Linked DNA regions of Homo sapiens: region 1 is linked to region 2. Evidence: chromatin loops called from intact Hi-C (ENCODE). Cell type or tissue: psoas muscle. All regions are shown on one strand. Links, peaks and the distances in the headings refer to the core of each region. The heading gives the core; the rest is flanking DNA.

Region 1 (8,952 bases), core at 488-8,487, 140 kb after region 2:
CCTCTACCTGATGGGATGTGTGGGGATTAAATGAGATAATTCATGTAACAGAGCTACCAAGCCCGACACATAGAAAGCACTCAGTGAGCAGTGGCTGTTTATGTTATTACCTTTTCCTGCTTGTCACCTGCCTGCCACCACCTCCCCTCCTATGTTCAGTCAGTTATCAGCAGGCTCCCCTCTAGCTTCCTTACCCCTGACCTCCTGCCTGTCACTATCACCCATGACCAACACTTGTCCACCCATTCATACCCAGGGGCAGCCTGAGCTGCCAGCATGCACCCATCCTCACATGTACCTCCAGGGCTGTATGCACAGGCCCAACTCATCCCTCAAGGCCAGATTCAAGCTGAGTCTGCCTGTGAAGCTTCACCAACCCTTGGCCTCTCCCTTCCCTCCTGTAGCATTCATCTGGCCCACGTGATGAGCATTTGGCCATGTACCCCCATTGTTTCACATAGGCCAGAGTTCCTCCCTCAGAAAGATGACAGTCCTTCTGGGCAGAGGCCTAAGCTCATTCCATTTCCTTCTGTGACTGGCTCCTAAATTCAAGACCCAGGCAAGGGCCATGGCAGGATACTGAGAGTGCAACAGCACATCACGCCGTCTCTATACATGTCCCTTGAGGTCGCAATGATGAGATAGCAGCAGTCCCACAACCAGCTGCCTCCAGAGTCCAGGCAGCAGGTTCTATGTGAGATCTTCAAGGTTTTAGATAACTAAACCTTATACTCAGAGGTGTGATGTTATCTAAAATGGTTTGATGATCTTGGGCTGCATGAATAGAAGCTCAGTTTCCAGGACAAAGGCAAGGGTTTTGTGTCTTCTCAACTGGTGTGACATTGTGTTTCATCCCTGCACACTGATGGACTGTCATAGCAACACCAAGAATACACAAAAAAAGGGAAGCACCAATGTCTAGTAGTCTAGAAACGACCTCTGATGGGGAACAGCCAGAAACATAAGAATTTTCCATTAAGAAAATATAATCATGTGATGTCCTTTAATAAAGATTTTTAGGGTTTTTTTTTTAACCTTAAAATCTAGCATTCATAGTGATGTAGCTACAACATCCTAGCAAGCTGTTGTTATTGTTTTTTCAAAAAAAATCAAATTGCCATCTGCTAAACCTTGTTGATAAATTTATTTCGAAACATGCTTTCTTCTTCCTTTCTCCCATCCCAATCTTAATTATAGAAGAGCCAGCCCACAGTACTCTCCTCCAATCAGGGCTTTAAAACACTATGAGCTATCTCACACGAAATGTGAGGTCTGGAAATCAGTGGGAAGAATAGTCTGTAAACTGAGCATTCAGTGTAGGAAGACAGTGAATATTATCTTGAAAAACTGGAATTATGTTACTGAAGAAGTGTAAGGTGACTATTCATGTCTACATGAGATCGTAAGGAAGAGAGACTCAGCAGACACAGCCAATGGTGGGACCCACACTGCAAAACCTAATGATGATTAAACAGTCTGAGAGGCTTAAGATGCTCAGAGAAACAAAGGAAAGGACAGAATCCACAGGGCAGGGAGAGGATATTGGGGAAAATAAGGAAGCAAATAGAAATAAAATAGCCATTAAGGTTAAAACACTCCCTAGGCAAGTTAAACTAGATGACTAGATAGAGGACTTGTAGTTTGGAAGATGATTCTAAGGAAATCAGACCAAAACACAGAGAAAGAGCAGAAATTATGAAAGTGAAATCAACGTAATGTGAAGAGTAGAATGACAAATTCAATATAAATCTAAATAGGGATTTGAAGCAGAGAATAGGGAGAGTGAGGGAGAGGCAACATATTGAAGAGATAATGGAGGAGAATTCACCAGAATTGAAGAAGGGTGAGTGCTCAAACTGAAAAGGCACACGAATTATGAGCAGAATACATGAAAATAAATCCACCTGCAGTCGCACTGTAGTGATGCTGAGGAGTGTCAAATACAAAGACCAAATATTAAGATTTTCTTAAGAAAGGGAACTAATGTAAGTTACTGAGAAGCTATATCCTGTCTTTTCTGCTGGGCTGGTGGGCTGGTGGCTGGTGGCTGGTGGGTTGGTGGGCTGGTGGGCTGGTGGGCTGGTGACTGGTGGGTTGGTGGGATGGTGGGCTGGTGGCTGGTGGGTTGGTGGGATGGTGGGCTGGTGGCTGGTGGCTGGTGGGCTAGTGACTGGTGGGCTGGTGGGCCGGTGGTTGGTGGCCTGCTGAGCTAGTGGCTAGTGGGCCGGTGGGCTGGTGGGCTGGTGGCTGGTGGCTGGTGGCTGGTGGGCTAGGGGCTGGTGGGCTGGTGGGTGGTGGGCTAGTGGCTGGTAGGCTGGTGGGCTGGTGGACTGGTGGGCTGGTGGCTGGTGGTCTTCAACTTCCAGCCAGAGAATGCAGCAAGAACTGAGAAGTAGCCAGTTACTCTCCAAGTGAAGGTTAGGCTACTTGAGTGAGACATTTAGACCAAGAAGAAGGTGGCAACTTCATCCAAACCACTCTGCAAGGCCTCGTTGTTAAGATATGTTGATAACGTGGGCTTGGGCTTTCATTCTTTAACATGGGTGGGCATGCATGTGCGTGCATGTAGGGCAGTGGTGTTGGGCATCTTAAATTATCTGCAATCCATCTCCTACTTTTTAGTAATGTACATAAAAGGATAATGAAAGTCTCCCAAAGCAAAAGTTCTCAATCCTAGCTGCAGGTGAGAATACACTGACGCCCAGGCGGGCCCATGTTTAAACTCTCTGGAGAGTGACATCAATGATATAGATGAGTCTGTGTCACGGGGCCTCCTCCTCTGTCCATGTCCTGAAGGAACTCAGCCAGTGTGCCTGCAATACGTGTCAACTGCCTCTCTGAGCATCAAGTCCCGTGAGGGTCCCTGAGCCGTGATGGGGTTGCTGGTCCCCTGCGTTCTCCACCCTCTCGTAATCATGGTTGTGTCCACTGCATGCCCCCAGTCCTGTTGTAAACTTAAGCTTCACCACAGGCAGGGAAGAAAGACACTTTCTCTTTAGACAACTGGCTCGGCTAAAATGTAAATATGACCTTTGGGAACTGCTAACCTGACCACCCGAGGGTTGATTCCAGTAAAAAGAATATCTTCATCATTTTCACTTGCAGAATTACAAAGACATGACAAACATCGCGTTCTGTTTTAAACATCGTCACCCAGAAAGCTTTACCCCGGCTTTGGAGTCAGAGTCTGCTGGGATGTACTTGTTGAAACCACTTCTTTCGCATGTGGGAGGCTACACAAATTCCTGTGGTTTTGGGACCTTCAGTTTCTTCATCGGTAAAAAGAATGAGGGGGCTGGACTGGACTTTTGGCTTGTGGTCCGTGGGATACAGGGTTCAGACCTCCAGGAAACTCTCCAAATCAGGGCCTTTGCAGATAGGACCCAGGCTTTTGTATTTTAAGAAGCCCCCACAGATGATACTGACATACACTGCTGGCTACTGACCTCGATTACTTTAATTCCTAACATTTTATATTAAAACCCCCAGTTTGCAGACAAAGTAAAACAGTGTCTAATAATAGTGCTAAAAATTCCCTCACAAAATTTTAGTACTATGATTCCATTTAAATTGGATTTTTTCAATTATTTAGATAAATAATTAATTTATAATGAAAGAAATCCAAGTACCAACGCTGTATTAACCAATATGGCTCTAATATATATATACTCATCATTTAAGTGAAACAAAGTACTTGGTTTAGGAGGAATACTAATAAGAAATGCCTTAGTTAGGAAATGTTCTAAAACATTCATGATGAAAAAAGGGCAGTGTAGGAGTCTCCAAGCAAAACTACCTCATTTCATTACCAAATCATTAGACCTCAGAATCAGGTCTTACATCAGGGATGAAAATAAAGAACTGAAACTTACCCTGGAATTGAGAACAGAAACTGAAGCCATGGCTAAAAAGCAGAAGATAGCTGTAGAGAAAGCACCTTCTTGTCATAGCACCCAGTGGGTGAGCAAGGAAAAACTGATGAAAGGAAAATCCTGGTGGGCGAGGCTCAGGGTGCCACTGAGTGCTGGTCTCTCTGGCCTGTGTGGAGAGGCAGGAGCACTGTCTCAGCATCTGAGGATGAACTAGACACTACACCCCAGCACAGGTAGGGCGCACCTCAACTCCGACCCCTCACCTCTGGGCAAAGGTGGGGCAGGACTACAACTCTAAAGCTATTAAGTGCCTCATCCTGTCAAAGTCAAGCCTCAGAATAGAAACTGAGTTGACTTATAGAAAAATGAAGTTGTTTTTCCTTGCACATTTGTGGACTGGTACATATATATCCCCGCCACAGAGTCGCTGTGGTCGTTAGCTTTGTTTAACTCTGCTCTTTGGCTCAAATGGAGATCTTGGCATACCCTGAGTACCTTCCGGCTCCTTCTTTTTTTTTTTTTTTTTTTTTTTTTTTTTGAGATGGAGTTTTGCTCTTGTTGCCCAGGCTGGAGTGCAGTGGCGTGATCTCAGCTCACCGCAAACTCCGCCTCCCAGGTTCAAGCAATTCTCCTGCCTCAGCCTCCTGAGTAGATGGGATTACAGGTGTGCGCCACCACCCCAGCTAATTTTGTATTTTTAGTAGAGACGGGGTTTCTCCATGTTGGTCAGGCTGGTCTTGAACTCCCGACCTTAGGTGATCCTCCCACCTCGGCTTCCCAAAGTGCTGGGATTACAGGCGTGAGCCACCGCGCCTGGCCTTCCTGCTCCTTCTACTTCTTCAAGTATAGATTGCTCCTTCCTCCCTCCATTAGCAGTGGGAGAATTTATTCATTCACTCCCTCATTTCATTCATTCGTTCTATAAACACCACATGTCAGAGACAACACAAATGTCAGGCACATGTCAGGCAACACGTCAGGCAACACACATAATAGCAGGAGGCTGCGCATGGTGGCTCATGCCTGTAATCCCAGCACTTTGGGAGGCCAAGGCAGGCATATCACCTGAGGTCAGGAGTTTAAGACCAGCCTGGGGAACATGGTGAAATCTTGTCTCTACTAAAAGTACAAAAATTAGCCAGGTGTGGTGGTGGGTGCCTGTAATCCCAGCTACTCAGGAAGCTGAGGCAGGAAAATCGCTTGAACCCAGGAGGCAGAGCTTGCAGTGAGCCAAGATCATGCCACTGCACTCCAGCCTGGGCAATAAGAGTGAAACTGTGTCTCAAAAAAAAAAAAAAGAAACGGAAAGAAGGAAGGAAGGAAGGAGAGAGAGAGAAAGAAAGGAAGGAAGGAAGGAAGGAAGAAGAAAAAGAAAGAGAAAGGAAGGAAGGAGGAAAGAAAGAAAGAAAAAGAAAGAAAGAAGAGAAAGAAAAGCAGAGAACAGGACAAGTTCCTTTTCTCCTGAAGACTACATTTTGAAGGTGAGCGACAGACAGTAAACAAATAAATATATAATGTGTCAAGTGGTGACAAGTGCTCTGAAGATAAATATAGTAGGGAAAAGGAATGAAGAGAGACAGGAGGCAGATGCTATTTTAGAGGTGGTCAGGGAGGCCTCTATGTTGACCTGACATTTGAGCAGAGAGGTCTGTGAACTTATAAAAATGCTTTATACACAGGATAACCACAGATAATCAGCCAACTGGCACAGTAGGGGAACTATTCCCTCAGCAGTACACCCAGAGCCTTGTCACAGTGTAAGGCTGGATCAAATGACCTCTAAAAGAGGCGTAATTGCCAGCTGGGTATGCATCCCCACTGATGAAAGGGAAGCTGACCAAAAATAAAAACTGGTAGCACTAGAAATGGGCTCCCATTCAAAACAATGTTCCTGTAAACATATATTGAATTACTTATCAAAAGAGTAGACTGACAAAATCTAAATACCTAAAACTATCCAGAGTATTTCCCAATCATGTTTTTCCTTATACTGCATTGATCCGAAAATGTCGAGGAAAGGTTTAGAAATGCATGCTCCCCCAGGCACAGAGGCTCACTCCTGTCATCCCAACACTTTGGGAGGCCAAGGCAGGAGGATCACTTGAGGCCAGGAGCTCCAGACCAGCATGGGCAACATTGCAAGACCCCATCTCTACAAAAAAATTTTAAAATTATCAGGGCATGGTGGCATGCACGTGTAATCCCAGCTACTCAGAAGGCTGAGGTGGGAGGATCCTTGAGCCCAGGAGTGCGAGGCTGCAATAAGCTTTGATTGTGCCACTGCACTCCAGGCCAAGCAACAGAGCAAGACCTCATCTCTAAACAAAAATAGAAGTTCAAGGTCGCAATCATGTTCCAAGATTCCACAGAGACACACAATACGGCTTATGGAAGGCCTCCTCTCAACTGCAAGTGAGAAGCAGAAGGTGTGTGGAGGGTAGACAATGAGACTTCATGGTCAGGCGGGCCTGTGTCTGAATGGAACTGAGACAGGGATGTTAAATAACTTGCCCAAAAGCACACAGCCAGTGAGGCAGGAAGTCAGTATTAAACCTCAGGCAAATCTTAGGGGAATTATGCTGAGGGAGAAAAAAAAGCCAATCTTAAGAGGTCACATACTGTCTAATTCCATAACATTCTTGTGTAACATTCTTGAAATTACGAAATTATCAAAATGGAGAACGGGTTCCAGGTCAGAGGGGTAGGGAGGGAGGTGGCTGAAGCCATAGCAGGGTAGGATGAGAAGTCCTGTGGTGATAGAACAGGTCTGGGTCTTGATTGTGGTGGTGGTGTGATACCGAAATCTATGTGTGATACAGTTGCACAGGATTAAATACACACACACACACACACACACACACACAGGATGTATTAAAGCTGGTGGAATCTGAAAAAGCTCTGTGGATTGTTCCAATGTCAATTTCCCGGTTTCAGTAGTGTTCAGTAGTATGCAAGATATTACCCGTGGGTGAAACTGAATGAAGGGTTCACAGGATTTCTGTTTTTATTTCTTACAACTGTGCATGAATCTATAATTACTTCAAAATAAAAAGTTAAAAACCAACCAAACAAAAAGCAACTCAGGCAGTTGTAGGCTTGAGCCTAAGCCTTAACCATGATGTAGGGCCAGTAGCTGTGAAACTTTTATGAATCAAGAGATTTTTTAATTAAACAATTTCTATTATTCTGCAATGTTCTCTTTACCTTTTTAATGGACAAGGAAAATAAATCTAATTTAAAATAGCTTTCAAATGCATGTATTGAGTATTTTATCTAAATCCTTACTTTCTCATAATATAGCCCACATAAAACATCCCAATTCAACATAAGGGGAGAAAACAGCTTCTAAAATATCTGCATTTCTTTCACACATCCCCATTAAAATACAAACTTCTATAGATAGAAAAGTAATCAGGAAGCAAAAGCTTTAAAATAATCCTTGGCCAGGTGTGGTGATTCACGCCTGTAATTCCAGCACTTTGGGAGGCCGAGGTGGGCAACCCCGTCTCTATTAAGAATACAAAAATTAGCCAGGTATGGTGGCACATGCCAACATGGTGCAACCCCGTCTCTATTAAGAATACAAAAATTAGCCAGGTATGGTGGCGCCTGCCTGTAATCTCAGCTCCTGGGGAGGCTGAGGCAGGAGAATCACTTGAGCTGGGAGGCAGAGGTTGCAGTGAGGCTAGATTGTGCCACTGCACTCCAGCCTGGGCGACAAGACTCTGTCTCAAAAAATAAAATAATAAGCAAGACTCTGTCTCAAAAAATAAAAAAATTAGAAAAAATAATCCTCAATGTCCAGCACCATGGACTGAACTGTCCATGTAACACTCACGTGTTTCTACTGCATTTGTGGAAGGCTGTAGGGAGAAAGGAGTGCCTTTGCTCAGCATACCTTCTGCAAGTGTCCCCCAAATCCATAGTAAAAGTAACATCCCTTTTGTTCACCTTTAGTTGTTTAGATTTTTCTGAAATTTTACATTTTAGGCTCTGGAAGATACTATATCGCATGTACAGCAACAATCTGCGCAAACTGCTATGCTTAATTGTGGGAAAATGTATTTTTAAACAATCATTTACAAAGCAAATTTGAGATAGCACAGGATGGTGACCTGGCTCTGCAGAGACCACAGGCAAGGAGGCAGAACAGTCTGGCAAGACTGTGATCCGGGAATGCAAACCTGGGCCTGAGAAGGAGGGGAAATTAATTCCCCCAGAGAGGCCTGGGAGCCCTGGTGAACCCGAGAGCAGGGAAAGGACCAGCTCGACCCATGAACTCCTGGGAAGAGCTGGGGAGCCAAGATCCTCTTGGCCCCAAGCAAGGCAGCTTAGGGACAGTCACAGGGCACAGGCCTGGGGGGCTGCACCAGCAGCTCTGGAAAACCTGGCTCTCCTTCACTTACTCTGCCTGCCCCTTCTCCCTTCCTATAATAGGAAGAGATTGCTTGAGAAAAAAATTAAATAATATTTTCATTGTAAATTTGAGAATTTATCAAAGAGAAACATTTTCTGCTCTTGGGCCTCAGGCAGCTGCATGGTCTGCATCCCAAGACCTGGGTGCTAGGTGATAATGACAAGAGCTTTGATGGGTATGGTGCCAGAGCAGAGCTCAAGAGAGGATGACTTGAGCAAAGATTTGACATGTAGTTCATTTCCCTCTCCTGCTTTTTAGTATTTGTATTTGATTCCAGACTTTCCTACTAAGTACCTGTAATCCCAGCACTTTGGGAGGCCAAGGTGGGAGGATCACTTGAGTTCAGGAGTTCAAGACCAGCCTGGGCAACATAGTGAGACCCCCCCCTCCCTCGCCGGCTCTGTTAAAATAAATAAAAATTAGCTGGGTGTGGTGGTGTGTACCTGTAGTACCAGCTACTTGGGAGGCTGAGTTGGGAGAAGCAGTGAGCCTGGGAGGTCGAGGCTGCAGTGAGCCATGATGGCGCCACTGCAGTCCAACCTGTGCAACAGAGCAAACCCTGTCCAAAAACACAAAACATAAAAGGGGTAGGGGGAATAAGCATTCCCATTAATTTCTGATGAACCCCAAAATGGGTTACTGTTGGTGATTTTATAGCCTCCA
Region 2 (8,952 bases), core at 387-8,386:
GTATCTGAAGTACTATCGTTTCCAGGACAGGAGGAGAAAAGCAATTAGAAAGATAGGCAGGTGCGGTGCTGATCCAAGGTACAGTTCAATGTTGCCCTGGGAGAGGGCAGCCCAGAAACAAAACCACCCTCGGGACCCTTGAGTCCCAGACCATCCCCTCGGTCCTACTGTGGCTCATTGTTTGTGGCCCTGCCCAACCCCAGGACTCTCCGGTGAAGAACTGGTCCCGCCAGGTGGCGAGCTTGCAGTCTGCCTGACCCCCAAACTCCTATTCAGTCATGCAGATTTGAAAGACTTGAATATAACTATGAAAAGGCAGTATTTTCAGGAAAAAGTAGCACATACTTCTATTTTCAGAAAGCGATATAACATTAAAAAATATAATACACTGTGAGGTGCTAAACATTCCCAGAGACCTAAAATTACCATGAGGATCTGGTAAAAGGGCCACATTGCATCCATAAAGGGAATGAAAGCAGGAAAATCAGTGGTTTTTGTCATAATAAAAAAATTCCCAGTTATTTCTATTATATTATATGTTAAGATGTTTTGTTGTTGAGAAGTAATTAAACACCTGCTAGCTTGATCCAGCCCCACTGCCCTAACCACAGAGGCACAGTGTGGGGCTGCTCTCAGTCCCACCCTATGGAAATTAACCATTCATTAATTTAAAGTGAATATAGAGTCATTTCACCATCTGGATAACCATCTAATGTTTTATTGGGGCAATGAATAGATATGTTTCACAAGAGCCATTATGTTATCTTAGAAGCAATTTCAATATGAAGAATGGGCAACTTGAGCTATCGTCTAATACGTGAATGTGGCACCGTCCTCTGGGCCCTCTCCGTCTCTTCTAAATGGCACACTATAAAATGCAAATGTAATGCAGTCTAATTGTCCAAAATTCATTTAAATGGCACACTGTAAAATGCAAATGTAATGCAGTCTAATTGTCCAAAATTCGTTTAGAAAACCCAAAAATGAACCATCACCATTCTCCCCATGGTAAAGGGTAGGTGCTCCCCCAAACTTGGTGAGAAAAATGACCGCAGACTCCAGGATGCTATGGGGCTAGTAGACCATAAAGACCCAGGGAAGGAGACAGAGAAATAATATCTAAGGAACAGATGCAAAGATGCTCATCAACAAAGTTTAGCTGAATAAATCTATTCTACTTAGGATAAGTGATACCATTTATAAGGCATCAACTCAGGGGTAAATGTTTTATTGACATGTAAATTCAGAAGAACTTTATGAGTTTCCTTTAGAGCAAATTTACAAAAAAAAAAAAAAAAAAACTGAGTTTTTTTCAGTTTTTCCATCCAAGAAAAGGCCTGAACCTCTTTCTGTTCTAAGGGATCTATAGCGCATAAAAATAACAAAGACGGTGGCAGGGCTGCTCCTTGATTTCCCATCAACCAACTCTGAACCACAAAGAGCAGGGCTAGGACTATTGTTACTGGGGAGCAACCCCGCACCGGCATCTGCTCAGCCTCTGTCCTCAGCAACGGCCCTATCTCTGTGAGGATGGTTGTGTGCGTGGGCTACTGGGGACTGGATATCACTCACGTAGATGGATCTGCTCCCAGCTCTGCCAGATCATTCAGGAATGAGCAAGTTCTAGGAGGCTAATTATCTTCTTCAAATTCAGAAGACACTGACTTAGGAACTAGGAAGCCAATGCTTTAAAATATCCCCTTCTCAGTAGGACAATCTACTTGGAGAATCATCATTCACTCATTTATTCAACAACACCCCATCATTGCCGATTATATCCGGACACTGGAAATACAAAATGAACAGGAAACCATCCCAGCTCTGAGGAGGCCCTCACTCCAGTGCGGTCTTCCCAGAGTGTGGTCCTCAGAACCTGTGGCAGACGCCCCTGAAATGCTTGTCAGTGCAGATTCCTAGGCCCCACCCCAGACTCATTCTGAGGGTGGAACCCCAGGGAGCTATATTCTTAAAGCGTCCCAGTGATTCTTTGCAACAAAAGTTCACAAAGCTTTAGTCTAAGACGTGAGAGAGGCATGTAAATACATGATCACTCTCCAAAATATTCTTGGAGAAAAAAAAAGTTGGGTGATTTCCAGGAGCAATATTCTCATGCCTGGATGTCCCTGTGTCTGCCCTACAGAAATGCTCACAAGAGAAGGCAGCACTCCCTTTCCCCTGCACAGTGCTGGGAACCCCCGACACCATCTTCCAACACCCATTCCAGGCCACCTGTCATCCATATCTTCATAACATTCTACTGGTTCTAAGTGTCACCTATTTTAGATGTATGTTATAATGGCTGCTTCCTGCTGATAAATGGAGGAGAAAGAGGGGAAATGAAAATTTACCAGGTATCTACTATGTGCCACCGTGCTGGGAACTTAAACACGTTACCACATTGACTTGCAACAATTGCCTGAGTCCAGATCATCATCCCCGTTTTACAGATGAGCACACCGAGGCTCAGAGAAATTTGCCCAAGGCCACACAACTAATAAGTGGTGAGGTCAGGATTCAGCTTCAGGCTGTTAGTCTCCAAAGCTCCCCACCGCCACACTGGAACGCTGGCCTTGGGTATCCTGGAAAATTCTCATGATACAAGATCTACGTGAGCAAACCCATCTGTTGTGTGTTGATCACTTTTCGTTTTCCTTCAAGGGGCTTATAGACTTACCTCTTCCTACGTCTGAAACCACCCAGTTTGTAATTCTGATGCAGGTGGTGATGGTGGGTGAGCTGTGTCCCCAAGGTCAGGGGCTCCAGTGACATTCCAGTGAGCAGTGACACACCTGCTGGCTCCACAGCGATCTGCCTGTATTGGAATCGGCTGTCACCCACGGGGATGGCCCACCAGGTTATCAAGGCTGAGAGCTCTTGCTGGGCTTCCACTATCTGTAAGTTTGTCTTCTTCATTAAACCGTGACTTCCTTGAGGACAGAACTATGTTTATCTGTTTTTGTAACCACTCTCCCTGGTACCTTCCTGACACCTGGTCGAGACTTCCAAATAGGCTATTCCAGAACACAGGTCCCTTGAAGAGAGGGACCTCCTTTTTTCATCATTGTATCCCCAGAGCCCAGCACAGCACCCAACTTTGCAATAGTAAATGTGAAACGGATCTGTCACCCTGGAATCAGAGCCATCACCCTAAAATCAGAAATTCAAATGCAGTCGGAAATCTGCACTGGCTCTTTTCCCTGGCAATTCAATTTCATGTTTAAGAGTTTTGAGGGTTTCTCTCTGCCCCGTGTGTTAGGTGATGCAGGATGCCCGGATTCCCTTGATTATTTCAGTACAATTCTAAGGAGCTGATTGCACTGGCTGACCCAAGCCCTGGGCTGAGCCCACCCCTGCCCAGTGTCAAGAGGGCTACTTTAAACAAGACGTAGTGCAGCCAGGAGCCTAGAATAAAAATAGGTATGCCAGACATAAGCCCAAGACGGGAGTGGGAACAGAGGGGTTCCCTGGGCTTAGGGGCTTACTCTCCTTAGTTGGGAAAACGAGATCTGCAAACACCTCAGATAAATGTGTGCGCTAAGGGAAGAGGGCAAGGTGCAGGTGGACAGTTCTTAAGCTAATTGGGATCCTGCAGTAATGGAGGGAAGGAACAACCCCTAAGTCATAAGGCAGAAGCAAAAATGACATTCTGAGAATCTGGGGCTCCCCGCCGACTGGGAACCTTGTCTTTTATTCCTTTTGAATCTCCTCCTCCTCAACCCTAGTAAGTTTCTAAAGCACACAGGAGATGTTTAATAAATGCTTGTTAACTAACCAGAGGGCTATGTCAGAGCAGTAGAAAGAAATCCTGCTGGGCGCGGTGGCTCACACCTGTAACCCCAGCACTTTGGGAGGCCGAGGCTGGTGGATCACCTGAGGTCAGGAGTTTGAGACCAGCCTGGCCAACATGGTGAAACCCCGTCTCTACTAAAAATACAAAAATTAGCTGGGCGTGGTGACAGGCGCCTGTAATCCCAGCTACTCCGGAGGCTGAGGCAGGAGAATCGCTTGAGCCCTGGAAGCAGAGGTTGCAGTGAGCCGAGATTGCGCCATTGCACTCCAGCCTGGGTGACAGAGCGAGACTGTCTCAAGAGATTTAAAAAAATAGAAAAGAAATCCAAGGCAGCCCACTGTTACAAGGGGCAGGACTTTGAAGGGAATTAAAGTCTCTCAGCCTTGTCAGTTGCAACGTGGCAACAATTTTGGATGCACAGCCGCTCCGGCTCCATCCGCTGAATTCAACTGAATTTTAGCTGGAAGGAAGGAGACTTCTGAAAGAATCTCCCGCTGCCAGTAAGCCATAAACAGGCACCAATCAGTGCTTCTAAATTAAATTGGAGATTAGAAACAAAGAAGCAATGCCAAGCCTAAGTGATGGGCCAATACACTCTAAATACCTAATTAGAGATCACAGGTGTCTGCCAGGAACATGACTTGGTTATTTTTTCCCTTTAAGCATAGCAGCCTGAATGTGTCCTTATGTAAATAAAACTCAGTTTCATAATATTTAGTCTTAGTTCATGCATTTTTCTCCACCAACACAAAAAGCACAGTTTCTGAAGGTAGAATCACCCACATTTTTACAGCTACAATATTTTTGGACTTAAGAATAATACTGGTAGAGTATAGTAGCTGTTCTAAGGACATTTGCCAGGAGTACTGGACACAAACAAAACTACTCTCAGAAAAACATTACCTTTTGCTATTACCTAATATTTATTCTTTTGATTCATTCATTGCAGCCTTTCTCTTGTCCCATAAGCAAAATATGATAGTGAGCAGAGCGAGTGCTATTTGATAGTTCTAAACAATGAGCAGGGGCTGGCCAGAGGGCTGAGCTGAGAGGAGATGAAGCCAGGTGAGTACAGGCTAGAGACGAGAGCAATGATGGACAGATTAGTGACGCCTGTCGTGGGTGGGGTAGGCCTAGAAGTGAAAGGGTGAAAGGTATGCCATGTCGTCCAACGCTGGTCTACCAAACTGTGAGAGGGTTCTGTGTTGTTGGTACTTTGGGTTGTATACATGAAACCACCTTAAAGTTGAAAATATGCACCATTTGCAATGTGCCTCCTCTTCTCCCTTGTGTATAAAGTACAAAGCTCTGGCTTGAAGTGACAGCATAGAGTTCTGACCATGGCTTTCAGCCTGGGTGCTCATCCCACCACCAAGTCTGAGAAGCCTGACATCACACCATCTCAGAAAAGTCCACTGTTCGTTCCACTGCTGAGTCTAGATCCTGAGCTAGATGCATCAATGCCAAAATTGTTTACCTCTTTTAGCCTGATGCCAGGACCTCAGGGAAGATGTTTACTCTAATGTAATTTTACTAATCCATACTTACTATTTCAGTTTAAGTAAATTTTCAAGGATATACAGGAAGAGAACCAAAATAAAAGATGAAGCCTTCTCCAAACCCAAGAGATCAGAAGTCTTTTTCCTTACTGAGAAGGAGTCCCCAAACCACTAAATAGACTCCCTCCTCCTGTGCCGACAGGACCTTCACAACCTAAAAAGCAGCTGCTCAGAAGATTGGGACTGTCTGCCTTAAAGACACAGTCCCTGGAGAGCTTTAACCAGCAGTTAAAGTTCCTTCCCCAAAACAGCATCAAGCCCAGCCCACATGTGGGACAATCCATGCCTCCATGAAAGCTTCTGAGAATTGAAAATTACCATGTTCAATTTATAAATATTATTGCACCATTTACACTTCTTACTGAGCTCAGTCTGACAACAGAGAAGTAGGTGAAATTCACACCCAGAACAGGCCCCATGGCATAACCCTACTTACCACTGAGTCAGATTCTAGTTGTGGTAGAGGAAGGACAGGCACTCCTGATTTCCTCTAGAAAGGCCCCTGCGGCCTACTCCTAGGATCCACCTTGACAGATGGACTCATTTCCCATAAGAACAAAGTTTAACAGTACAGTATTCACTCCCTTGTTCCAAATTACAATTCATCCATCGTTATGCATGCAAATAAACTGGTTACTACCATGACCATTAGAAAAATGCTCTTTGTGACACAGGCTGCCAAATCCTTTTGGATTATTTCACTTTCCAGAACCAATATCTACAACAAAACCCACTTGGAATCCCAAGAAGAAAAAAAGGAAACTACCATTAATGGAATGTCAATTTTGTGCTAGACATTTCCATGTGTGTCGTATGCTTTAATTCTCCCAGAAACTGTACAAAGTAGATGTTATTATTCCGATTTTTATAAATGAGGAAACATAGCTCAGAAAGATTAGGTAACTTGCCCAAGGTCACACAAGTATTTAGTGGCAAAACTCAGATTTGAATCCAGGTCTGATCCCAAAGTTGATTCACCTTCCAGCAAACACTGTCTCCAAGCCAAAAAAGGAATCACAACTGTTCATCAAACGTTCACTTTCCTCCCCACCTCCGTGTGAGTGGAGTAGACCTCCCCACCCATTGCTGTAGGACATGAACATGTGACTGGCTCTGGCCAACTGGATATGACATGAGTGGGGGCCTTAAATGTGGCACATAGCGGGCCTCAGCTCAAGCTCATGCATTCACCACAATACGAATATACCCTGGATTGCTGGAAGCGGTGGCTCACACCTGTGATCCCAGCACTTTGGGAGGCCGAGGCAGGCGGATCACTAAAGGTAAGAGACCAGCCTGGTCAAAATGATGAAACTCCATCTCTACTAAAAATACAAAATTAGCTGGGCATCATGGCGGATGCCTGTAATCCCAGCTACTCGGGAGGCTGAGGCAGGACAATCGCTTGAACCCAGGAGGTGGAGGTTGCAGTGAGCAGAGATCGTACCACTGAACTCCAGCCTGGGCAACAGAGACTCCATCTCAAAAAAAAAAAAAAATTAGCACTAGTTAAAGGAGAGTCCATTCCATGTTAATCAAACTGCAGGTGACATGTAGACCTGTGATCAAGAAATAATGGCTGACATATTTCCACATTTGATGAAAACTGTAAACCAACAGGTACAAGAAGCTCAGCAAACCTCAAGTGCAAGATATATGCCATCAGGTGGCGAGAAGACTCAGTGGCATGTTTTGCTCTTGAAAAGGTGAGAAGCTTCAGAAGGCAAACGGAAATAGAAGGGAGGAACCAGGGAGGATATATGTCAGTCCTTCCTCACCCTCCAGAGAGTCAGTGGCATCTGTTAAAATCACACCTACAGACTGTCAGAGGATGGTGCGGAGATGAATCGAATTTTAGAATAGACAGTCTAGAATAGAATTTTCTTCCAGACTAATGTGGGGAAACCAGACACCATGTAGGCAGGCACAGGATCCCAGAGGGTGATGGGAATAGAAGAGTATGCCTCCTGCTCTAGAAGTTCACAGAAATTGGGCAAAAGGGTCTTTAGACACCACCAAGCCACAGAATCAAGGTTCGAGGCAATTTCACTTGATCCCTAGTGGGCAGGCACCACCATCACATCAGAGCCACCTCTGCACAAGTGCTCAGAGGGCTCCTGACTCAGCAGGTGCTATGAACCTGAGTCTGCTTCCTGTCCTCTGCCTTCATATTCTTTATAGTCAAAGAAGAATGACCACGAACTCCTGAAGGACAATATAAGAAAAACGTAAAATGTAATGCACTACCTAATGCACCACCTAAGCGGCTCACGTTGTCAGAGTCAAAACACTGGAAAAGCTTTCCATCACCTGGAAAGAGCAGTCCTGGAAAAACAAACACAGAAAAAACTTTCGGGAGAAATCCCTCCAAGGAATTAATGTACCTATAGGAATCTAAAGCAAGCACAGAATAAATAAATACTTTTACATGATGATACATCTATTTTTGCCTTTACAATGAAGCAACAAAGGAGATAAAATTGCTCTCAGCCTACAACTACTTTTTGTTTTCCTCAGAAGAAGCATTGATATAAGGAACTATCCTAAAATATGAGGCCTAAAAGTTGATAATAATTCATATATAACTAATTTATTTGCAGACACCCTTACAATTTATTTATCAAACTCATTATAAGAAATGAAGATTCATACAAATATCTACTTACCAATGAGTATCAAACATCAAAATTAAATGAAATCAGAACTTGTAGCAATGCATCTATCTGTTTATCTAGGCTTTAGTAATTTAGGTTAGAGCAGTCCAAAGTACTTTGAAAACTTTCAAAAACAATTATAGCTTTTTAAATCTCCAGTTGATAATTGATAATGAGGCGGGGGAATAGGGTCTGGAGGCAGGGAACCTAAGGCCGATTCACAGTGACTTCCTAGAACTAAATCAAAAGGAAACCCCAACTTTCCAAACCTAAGTAACAGAAGAACCAGAGGTACTCCCTTTGCAAACCCCACCCTCACACACCTTTTTTGCCTGGCGGATGGAAAATTGAAAGTACTTCTGACTGGTTGCTTTCCACAATCAATCAAACGTTTGCATAAGGTGTAAACTTTGCAACTTCATGTCAGCTTCTGACTGGTTTCTTTCCACAACCAATCAGACTGACTGCAGGCCACTACTTCATTTGCATGGGGTGTACATCAAGCGGCCAATGAGAAACCTCTAGAGGGTGTTTAAACACCAGAAAATTCTGTAACTGGGCTCTGGAGCCCCTATGCTCAGCCAGCTCACATCCTGTGGAGGGTACTTTCGTTTTCAATAAATCCCTGCTTTTGTTGCTTCATTTTTCCCTTGCTTTGTTTGTGAGTTTTGTCCAATTCTTTCTTCAAAATGCCAAGGACCTGGACGCCCTCCACCAGTAACAATAATATTATTGTTTCAAAATGTTTAAGGCTTTAATACACCAAAAAGCAAAGCTGCAGTAAGCAAACTGCTGATACAGCTCAATCTTTTTTCTTTCAAAGTATATCACTGGAGCTAACCAAATTATGTCAATAAACCAAAGAAGAGAGAAGAAAAATGTATTTGGAGCAAAACCCAAAAAGCTTAGAATGTCAGTAAATACTATGAGAAAAATAGTGTGCCTTGAA

What was found. Peaks named below come from ENCODE experiments on the same cell type or tissue, not always from the same donor. Only the 100,000 strongest peaks of a DNase experiment are listed, where the experiment ranks them.
Region 1: a loop joins it to region 2, with 12 times the contacts of the local background. A loop is called at or near these places in 4 of 110 quality-filtered maps.

The regions. Positions count from the first base shown.
Region 1 is chr2:98,007,806-98,016,757 of GRCh38, reverse strand. No RefSeq gene overlaps it. Among named protein-coding and RNA genes, the nearest start is that of TMEM131, 16 kb to the right of the region's middle. RefSeq lists an enhancer at 3,727-4,186. In psoas muscle, for the core only: no CTCF peak of the experiment used is centred there; no DNase peak of the experiment used is centred there; H3K4me3 peaks cover 477 bases; H3K27ac peaks cover 3,956 bases.
Region 2 is chr2:98,149,016-98,157,967 of GRCh38, reverse strand. All of the region lies in intron 7 of VWA3B (von Willebrand factor A domain containing 3B), which reads right to left. Among named protein-coding and RNA genes, the nearest start is that of VWA3B, 66 kb to the right of the region's middle. In psoas muscle, for the core only: no CTCF peak of the experiment used is centred there; no DNase peak of the experiment used is centred there; H3K4me3 peaks cover 290 bases; H3K27ac peaks cover 241 bases.